Linked DNA regions of Homo sapiens: region 1 is linked to region 2. A link is an interaction called in ENCODE POLR2A ChIA-PET data of the cell type or tissue named here. Cell type or tissue: MCF 10A. All regions are shown on one strand. Region 1 overlaps LOC107985372 (a long non-coding RNA gene). Region 2 overlaps CATSPERE (catsper channel auxiliary subunit epsilon).

Region 1 (5,000 bases), 200 kb after region 2:
TGTGACAATTTCCCCCTCTTCCCTCCTTCTTCCCAACTCAGTTCACCCTCCGCCCTCCACATGAATGAGCAAGACAGGAGGGAGACAGAATGAGAACGTGACTGTTCCTCTTCCGTAGCCTCCTCTCACACACCCTGCCCTCGCCCTCCTCCCGTCCCTCCACACCCAACCCCTTCCCCTGTGGTGCCCCTTCTTTTCCCCGACCCTCTGTTGCTGTCACTCCAATCCACCCACATAGCTCCCTTCCCGCGATGATGACAACTTCTTGTATCCAATGGGCAACACTGTGATGCCCCCACCTGACCACCCTTCAAAGGAGGATTTGTCGTCCCAGCTGCTTGAGAACCATGGAACTCTGGGTTCTGCCAGCCCAAGGTGAAAATTCCCCAAGGGAAGGATGGATGCTGGACACGGTCACCATATGTCCACCAGTTAGAATCAACTCCTAGAGATGGGATTTCCGGTCAAATGGTTAGATATGCATGGAAATCGGACTTTAGTTTCAGCATTTGGCCCCAGTCTGCTAACTGGGCTTGGTTTAGTCTTGACCTTTGGAAGGCCAAAGAGCCTACTTCCATGTTATTTATGTTTATGGCCTCCACGAACTGTGACTGATCAATGATTCTGTGATCACTCTTCTCTCTTACTAGCATAAAAATGTGGGCCAGGCACGGTGACTCATTCCTGTAATCCCATCACTTTGGGAGGCCGAGATGGGTGGATCACCTGAGGTCAGGAGTTAAAGATCAGCCTGACCAACTTGGTGAAACCCCGTCTCTACTAAAAATACAAACATTAGCTGGGCATGGTGGCACATGCCTGTAATCCCAGCTACTCAGGAGGCTGAGACAAGAGAATTGCTTGAACCTGGGAGGCAGAGGTTGCAGTGAGCCAAGATCGCACCACTGCACTCCAGGCTGGGTGACAGAGCGAGACTCCATCTCAAAAAAAATAAAAAATTTTAAAAAGTCAGTAATACTCAAAGCATGCCATTTTGATTTAGTATTAATATTTCAATATTCACTTCCTTTTTTTTTTCTTTTTTTGAGACAGGGTCTCACTCTGTTACCCAGACTGGAGCGCAATGAGGCCATCATAGCCCACTGCAACCTCAACTTCCTTAGCTCAAGGGATTCTTCTGCCTCAGCCTCCCAAGTAGCTGGGACTATGGGCACCTGCCATCACACCTGGCTAATTTTTAAATTTTTTTTGTAAAGACAGTGTCTTGCTATGTTCCCCAGGCTGGTCTCAAACTCCCGGCCTCAAGCAATCCTCTCACCTTGGCCTCTCAAAGTGCTGGGATTACAGACGTGCGCTGCATGATCCCCGTGAGCCACTGCACCCGGCCCTCAATATTCACTTTCAGATATTCACACCTTGTCTAGGGTGGCCTACAGCCACTGCCCATAAATGCAGAAGTATAAAGGTCTAGCCATCTCAGCCCAACTCAAGAAGACTCTGAAGGGCCATATTTGTGGCAGAGCTCCTCGGGGGTTGGCCAAGGCTGTCATTGGCCAACATCACAGCTTAGCTTCTCCCTCTGCCCTCTCCTGTTTCTGCCTCCTCTCTTCTATAGGTGCTGATCGCAAGGGCACTCCTTAATAAACATCCTGCCCATCAAACTCCATCTCAGAGCCTGCAGCACAGCCCTTACTATCTGAAAAGTCATTTGGCCTTGATGCTAAGATGCCTTCCACAGGTGTCCAGCATTTTGGCTTCCCTGGGCCACATTGGAAGAAGAAGAATTGTCTTGAGCCACACATAAAATACACTAATGCTGCTGGGTGCAGTGGCTCACGCATAATCCCAGCACTTTGGGAGGCCGAGGCAGGTGGATCACCTGAGGTCAGGAGTTCAAGACCAGCCTGGCCAACATGGAGAAACCCTGTCTCTACTAAAAAATAAATATGAAAATTAGCTGGGCATGGTGGTACATGCCTGTAGTCCCAGCTACTCAGGAGGCTGAGGTGGGAAGATTGCTGGAACCTGGGAGGCGGAGGCTAGAGTGAGCCGAGATCACCCCACTCTACTCCAGACTGGGCGACAGAGTGAGACTCTGTCTCCAAAAAAAAAAAAAAAAAGGTCCATGCATAATTATAATTTTCAAGATATCCGCCACCATAGAGAAGCAAAAATGTCCTCACATTCAAAGGGTTAGACAGTGCTCTTTTTTTTTTTTTTTTTTTTGAGATGGAGTCTTGCTCTGTCCCCAGGCTGGAGTGCAGTGGTGCAATCTCAGCTCACTGCAACCTCCCCCTCCCGCGTTCAAGTGATTCTCCTGCCTCAGCCTCCCGAGTAGCTGGGACTACAGGCGTGTGCCACCACACTCAGCTAATTTTTGTATTTTTAGTAGAGACGGGGTTTCACCATGTTGGCCAGCATGGTCTCGATCTCTTAACCACGTGATCCACCCGCCTCAGCCTCCCAAAGTTCTGGGATTACAGACACGAGCCACCGCGCCTGGCCTAGACATTGCTCTTAGACTGTAGAGATGAGGTTTCACCATGTTGGCCAGGCTGGTCTTGAACTCCTGCTCATGTGATCCACCTGCCTTGGCCTCCCAAAGTTCTGGGATTACAGGCATAAGTCACTGCACCTGGTCCTCTTCACCTTTTAATCCTCATTCTTCTCTTTGGACTGTTTCCTGCTGTAGGATACACTTACTTAAAATCAGCTGGCTGGCCACAGTGGTGCACACCTGTAGTCCCAGCTACCAGGATGGCCGAGGCAGGAGGATCTGTTGAGCCGAGGAGTTCAAGGCTGTAGTGCGCTGTGGTCACACCTGTGAATACCCACTGCACTCCAGCATGGGCAACATAGCGAGACCCTGTCTCCAAAAAATAAATAAATTAGCTGATCACTCCTTGGAGCATGTAGTGAATTAGGAATTCACCAATGGAAGAAACACGTGTGAGTATACGATGGCGACACCTGGTGGTAGGATATGCAATAACATCGTGAACCTCCCTTAATGGTGGATTCCTGGCTTATTGTTGGAATAAAATGTAATTACATGGAAATTGTAAGAGCCATTCTAAAAGGTTAGCAACAACAAGAAAAAGGTTGTCTGCATGAACTTGCATGTGTGTGTGTCTATTCTTGTGCATTAAGGACAGACAATAATCCAAGACACAGTTAATGAAGATGAGAGCCTGATCAAGAACCTGTCGTTCACTCTGCTGCTTACTGTTATGCTGACCTTGTGCAAGACACTTCACTGCTTTGGGCTTTGGCTTTCTCATCTTTAGAGTAGGAAGATTTAAGAATCCCCACTTAGTTCAATAAATAGTATAAGTGAAAACTGTTTTGTGAATTGCGTGAATATGTTATACTACGTTAATTATTATACTATTAGCTATTATTATAATAAAGATCATCGTTGGCAGGACACAGTGGCTCATCCCTGTAATACCAGCACTTTGGGAGGCCAAGGCAGCCGGATCAGTTGAGGTCAAGAGTTCGAGACCAGCCTGGCCAACATGATGAAACCCTGTCTCTACTAAAAATACAAAAATTAGCCAGGCATGGTGGTGCGAGCCTGTAATCCCAGCTACTCGGAGGCTGAGGCAGGAGAATCATTTGAACCCAGGAGGCCGAGGTTGCAGTGAGCCGAGATCGCGCCACTGCACTCCAGCCTGGATGACAGAGCAAGACTCCATCTCAAAAAAAAAAAAAAAAGAAAACTGTTACAAAGTTAGCTCTCTGCTACAAATTTCCTGTCAAGGAATGTTAATATTGCTTGAAGATGAGAGCGCATTAGTCTGGACTTTGAACCTTGTAATAGTCCCTTTTACTCAGGGATAACTGCTTAAAACTGCAACGTGTCCAATCTATGAGCGTCAAAACAGCAACCGGGTGCAGGGTTCTCAGCCAGGGGCAATTTTGTCCCCAGGGGACATTTAGAAATGTCTGGAGATATTTTTGGTTGTCACGACTAGGGGGAAGAGTGCTACTGGCATCTAGTGAGTAGAGTCCAGGGACGCTGCTACACATCCTACAAGGCACAGACAGCACCCCCACCACAAAGAATTATCCGGCCCCACATGCCAAAAGTGCTGAGGTTGAGAAACTGGTCTAGCGTAACAGAAGGGAGAAAGTAGACCTTTTTCCCTACTGTCCTAACCACCATTAACAGCAACCACAAAGATGGGATGGTGGGTCATCAATGTGAAATTCTCCAACATATATGTGCAAAAGAGCTCAAGAAATGTATTAAGTAGCATCATACAATGCCATTGTTATCTACTATGTGTAAACCGTCTCAACATGGGCACAACTGGTCTTGTTTTTCCCTCCTCTTTTTACAAAGAAAATGAACCTGACCTGAATAGAACTTTTGCTCTATTCAGACATCAAAATAAAAACTAGCGGTAACTATTAAATGTGTAGTTACTTGTGGAATTAAGACTAAGAGTTAAAAGGGAGTGAGTATACTTTGTAATGACCACATGCTCTGATAGTGTATAGTAGTGCCATTTTTTCACTTTTCATTTAATATTTTTCAGACAAGGTCTCACTTTGTCACCAAGGCTGGAGTGCAGTGGCACAATCACAGTTCACTGTAGCCTCAACCTTCCAGGCTCAAACAATCCTCCCACCTCAGCCTCCCAAGTAGCTGGGACTACAAGTGCATGCCACCATGCCCGGCAATTTTTTTTTTAAGATGGAATGCCATTATGTTATCCAGCTGGTCTCAAATTCCTGCACTCAAGCAGTCCACCCACCTCAGCCTCCCAAAGTCCTGGGATTACATGTGTAAGCCACTGCACCCAGCTGAGTACTGCCATTTTTAAAAATGGGACAAGAACATTTACAAATACATTTAAAGGCTGGGTGTGGTGGCTCACACCTGTAATCCCAGCACTTTGGGAGGCCGAGGTGGGTGGATCACCTTGAAGTCAGGAGTTTGAGATCAGCCTAGCCAGCATGGTGAAACCATGTCTCTACTAAAAATCCAAAAATTAACCGGTGTGGTGGTGCATGCCTGTAATCCCAGCTAC
Region 2 (5,000 bases):
AATAAGTAAAAGGCAGCATTTTAGATACAGGGAATTCTAATTAGCTGGGCAGAGTTAAGACCAAAAACATAAACATTGCGTTCTTACCTTCAGCCCTTACCTTTCACAGGCAAATGAACACAAATTTAAAGAACATGTGAGTCTTGCTTGGTTCTGAGACAGTGCAAGAATTTTTCCAGTATTAAAATATATTCATATAACTAGTTACACACATCTAAATTAAAAACCAGTCTCCAGTAGGTTTGGGGATGGCATTCTCGTCTTTGTGAAAAGTTGGACGTTTCTCATCAAGCTCAATCATATCTGTAGAAGGGGAAACAGGGATAGCATTTACTGAGTCCGAATTGCTGTCAAAATTCAAAAAAACTGATCATATTCATTTAACCAGAAGCCAGTCTTACTTATCAGGGCTGCCCAACAAAAATATTCTGCCAGTCATACATGACCTGAACCCTGGTATATTAGATCAATGACACTACAATACACGTAAAATCATGAGACAATTCTGGTTTCTAAGTAAATAAGGCAGTGACCAATTCTTTCTGCCTTCCTTTTAACACCAGTGGAGATCATTTTTGTTCCAGGGATGTACTACTTGGGATTCTCCAATTGCTCCTTCCGTAGATGATGCATTTGTTCTTCTTGGTGTCTGTGTACAAGAATCCAGCCACCTCACCTGTCTTGCACCCACAGAGACCATGGAGATTGGGCCCAGTCTTATGCTTGCCTCCCTTTTCCACGGTGTGGCACTGGACACACTTCTAAACAAAAACACTTTTGCTTTTTTCAACATCACCCATATTTAATTCTCTCTTTTGTTGCTCGCACTACAAAGGTTCCCGCTCAGAAGCTTGACATCTGGCTCTCTGAGATCTCCCTGACCTCTTAGTGTTGGAATGCCCGGAGGCCCAGGGATTTCTTTTCTTTTCCCCATCTCAACTTTCTCTTTGAATGTCATCATCCAGTCACATGGGCCAGGATGTCTCAATATATTGATATATCCCAACACTGCATCTACAGCCTGACCGTCTCCCCTTGTATCTGTCAAGTATGCTTAGGCTATGCTGCAGTAATAAATAAACCCTAAAATCCCAGTGCCTAACTCTCCATGTCATAGTCTGATATATAGAACTACATCGTCCGGACATGGTCTCTCCTGGTTTGCCGCCGTGTCTGGGAAAAAGACTGGAGGATTGTATGGGATGTTTTAAAGGCTTAGAACTAGAGGTGGTTTCGACCCACATCCCATTATCCAGAACCTATTGCCATGGCTCAAATCTAACTGCAAGGTGGTGTATAAAATGTAATCAGATACAGTTCCTGAACCCCAGACTGACACCTCCACTGAGATGCTAAATACATATATCACTTTTGCACTTAGATGTCAATAGATATATCAAACGTAACCTGTCCAAAACTGAACTCCTGATCTTCCCCTCAAAACCTGCTCCACCAGTAGCCTTCCCCATTTTAAGTGGTAGCAACTCCATCCTTGCTCATCTGGCCAAAACTTTGGAATCTCCCTGACTCCTCTCTCTCTCATACACCCTACATCAAATCCATTAACAAAGCCTATTGGGTCTATCTATTTGTCAATGCCTGCTATTACAGACCCAAGTCATCACCACTGACCCGGATTATTACAACAGGCTTTTTGTTGCTCTCTCTGCTTCCACTCTTGCCTCCATATAGCAGCAAGGGTAAAACCTTGAAAACAAAGTCAAAGCACATTGCTCCAAAGCTCGAAATCCTTATCATGGAGTAAAAGCCAAGACCTTACAATGACTTTCAAGGTTCTATTTGATTTTCTGCCTCTGTTACCTTTCTCCCATTAAACTTCACTGCACTCACTCAGATGCAGCGAGTGGCTTCCTTACCGTTCCTCAAGTAAGAGTAGTTTCTACACAATGGTGAGAAGAGAAGCCAGACTGCAGGGGGTTTGCAAAATCAATGAGAAGTTTACAAGTAGAGGCAAAATATAGTCTACAGTTTTTCAGCTTTGGGCTGGAAAATAGAAGAAAGAGACAGGAATTTACCTATAGAGAAAAACACAAAATATGACCTGGATTTTTTTAAAGAGGAAGATAGATGAGTATGTTTACAGTTTGAGGATAAAGAAAGGAAGGTTAGAAATGAGTCATTCTGATTATAGTAATATAGCAGACTGAGCTAAGTTGAGTCACTCCCTCAACTTAGGACGTGACGGGACTCCCTCCCGTGATAGACACGTCATCCTGCATAAAACATAACAAAAATACTTTGTACATAACTAAGCTTGAAAGAAAGAAGGCGGACTCTCAGAAGCGAAGAGAGAACTGAAAGTTAGAGCAATGCTTTTCAGCCTACCTATGCGATCCAGGGCTACTGGCCCAGGATAATGGAGCTAGAAATTGGAAGCTGGGTTTTCAAGCCCCTGTGAGGCCAAGAGGCTCTTTCACAAATTCAGGATATATTAAGAGCTACCTAGTCCAAAAAAAAAAAAAAAGAGAGAGAGAGAGACTAGAAAACTCTGCTAATGCCCAGGTCAGTCACAAGGAAGGTTGTAACCTACATGAATTTGTAGGCAAAAACATACCTCCTATAAGAATGGGAGATGTCCACCAAAATGTTCACCTCAGGCCTCCTATGGATCTGAACTTATACCTAATAGGAATAGAGTTTAGTCACAGAAAGTGCCATATGAAAAATGAAGCTAAAAACTATCAACTAGCCTTGAAACCCCTAAGCAAACCCCTTGAAACAAAGGTAACTGGAGAAGCAAATCCAGAGATACAGGATCCTCACTGGAAAAGTCACCACCATCAAAGAATCGATCAAATCCAGAGATATAGGATCCTCACTGGAAAAGTCACCACCATCAAAGAATCGATCATCAAATCCAGAGATATAGGATCCTCACTGGAAAAGTCACCACCATCAAAGAATCGATCATCAAATCCAGAGATATAGGATCCTCACTGGAAAAGTCACCACCATCAAAGAATCGATCATCTAAATTTACAAACATTTAAGGAAACGGACCCCCATGAGGGCGAGTCAGCAGATAAAATAAGTTGAAAAATGAGCACACAAAGCAAATGCTTAAAAATAACAGAACAATCTGAATAATATAGAAAATGTGTTCAAAAATGAATAAAGAGGAAAAATAAAATAGAAATCATAAGGAAATAATACGACTATGAAAAGAAAGTAGGCATATTTTAAAAATTTTGAAATTCTAGACATGAAAATGTAGTCATTAAATTCAAAATTTTAGACATAATTACAAACCAGATTAGATATAGGTGGAGAGAGAATTACTGAAAAAAGAGGGATGTGGAAATTAACCAGGATGCAATACAAATAGGTAAACAGATAAAGAAATAAGAAAGAGGGTAAGAAACAATTTCAGCAGAAGGACAAATTTCAACATGTGCTTAATAATTTTTTCCAGAAGGGGAAATTACAGAAAATGCGTTGAAAAGAGAGGCAACATTCAATGAAAAGAAATAAAATATGAAAACTTTTCAGAATTTAAGGCCCAAGTCAGAAGGTTGAGGATTGGCATGAAGTCTCAGATACCTCAGAATGAAGCCATAAAACAGTAAAGAAAAAGGGAAAATCACATACGCTGTCATATAAATAAGACAGATTACCTACAATGGAATGTCACCTAGACTGACAGATTTCTCACCAGCAAAAATAGGATAAATATAACTGGGGGTCAGATGATTAGCCATGAGACTGGGCTGAGTAGGGAACGAAGAGAAGGCAAGAGAGAAATGCTGTGTGAGAAAGCAGGGAGGGCCGGGCGCGGTGGCTCCACCTGTAATCCCAGCACTTCGGGAGGCCAAGGTGGGCGGATCACTTGAGGTCAGGAGTTCGAAACCAGCCTGGCCAACATGGTGAAACCCCGTCTCTACTAAAAACATAGAAATTAGCCGGGCGTGGGTGGTGGGCGCCTGTAATCCCAGCTACTTGGGAGCCTGAAGCAGGAGAATCGCTTGAACCCAAGAGGCAGAGGTTGCAGTGTGCCAAGATCGCACCACTGCACTCTAGCCTGGGCAACAGAGCGAAACGGAAGGAAGGAAGGAGAGAGAAGGAGGAGAAGGGGAGAAAGGGAAGGAGAAGAAGGGGAAGGGGAAGGAAGGAGGAATTGGGGAACTGGAAATCTCTATGAGGTCAAGGGGCAGATGAGAGGACAAGTGGGGGATGGGAGAGGGTGAGGTGGGAGAGTAGTCTACTGGAACAGCACTATTTGGGATTTTTGTGGCAGCACTTGTTTCTAGAAATAACTTATTTGTCTGCTACTAGGAATCACTTGATAAAACCTTTTACTTCCAATTATCCTAAGATAATGAACTGAATACTAGAGGTCAACGACAGAGGGACAAATGGGTAAGGTCCATTGTCCAGTTCCACTGAATTATAGTATACATAGTTGAAAACCAGGTATCCGATCAGGTATTCATCAGAGGTGAATTTAGCTGCTCACTCTGAGACTCTGGCAGACTTGAATCAATCAAGCTTTGAGAATCAGCGGCAGGGGTGGCCACCGGGAAATTAGCCCATAGTCTAGGTCTCTGGATTACAATAAATGCCTTAACGTTATAGGGAATGGCTCAGGTACAAGGCTCGGCAGAGTTTTACCGATAAAAGGACAATAGACTGACTGTCCAACACTCATAAGAAGGAAGCCAGCCCTGGGAGTGTGATCTAGCTGGGAACCCAAGTCATCACAGCTGGATTCAGAGTCCCAGGGCTTGCCCCACACTTACTAGCATTTGATGATGAGTCTATCACGCTCCAATCCCAAACTAGAATTCAGTGCCACAGAAGCAGCCCTAGAGGAAACAGTGGGGCAGGATTTCTTTGTTACCCTGCAGGGAGTTCAGGAACAGATATTCTGGGTGTTTTAAGGGTCCTGAGGATTCGCTTTAGTCAGGTACGGTAAGATATACAGACGCGGAAATGGCCATCAGGAAGGAAGTGCATTATACATACAGATCCCTAGAAACTGG

Evidence for each region. Peaks named below come from ENCODE experiments on the same cell type or tissue, not always from the same donor. Only the 100,000 strongest peaks of a DNase experiment are listed, where the experiment ranks them.
Region 1: POLR2A ChIA-PET joins it to region 2 with 11 read pairs; 7 of 35 experiments call an interaction of 5 or more read pairs at or near these places.

Annotation. Positions count from the first base shown.
Region 1 is chr1:244,794,075-244,799,074 of GRCh38, forward strand. The region is part of intron 1 of LOC107985372 (a long non-coding RNA gene); the gene reads right to left. Among named protein-coding and RNA genes, the nearest start is that of COX20, 39 kb to the right of the region's middle. In MCF 10A, a CTCF peak has its summit at 2,914 (motif pointing left); a DNase peak (open chromatin) is centred at 2,927.
Region 2 is chr1:244,597,888-244,602,887 of GRCh38, forward strand. The region is part of intron 17 of CATSPERE (catsper channel auxiliary subunit epsilon); the gene reads left to right. It also overlaps the pseudogene CYCSP5. Among named protein-coding and RNA genes, the nearest start is that of DESI2, 53 kb to the right of the region's middle. RefSeq lists an enhancer at 2,141-2,350. In MCF 10A, no CTCF peak of the experiment used is centred here; a DNase peak (open chromatin) is centred at 2,214.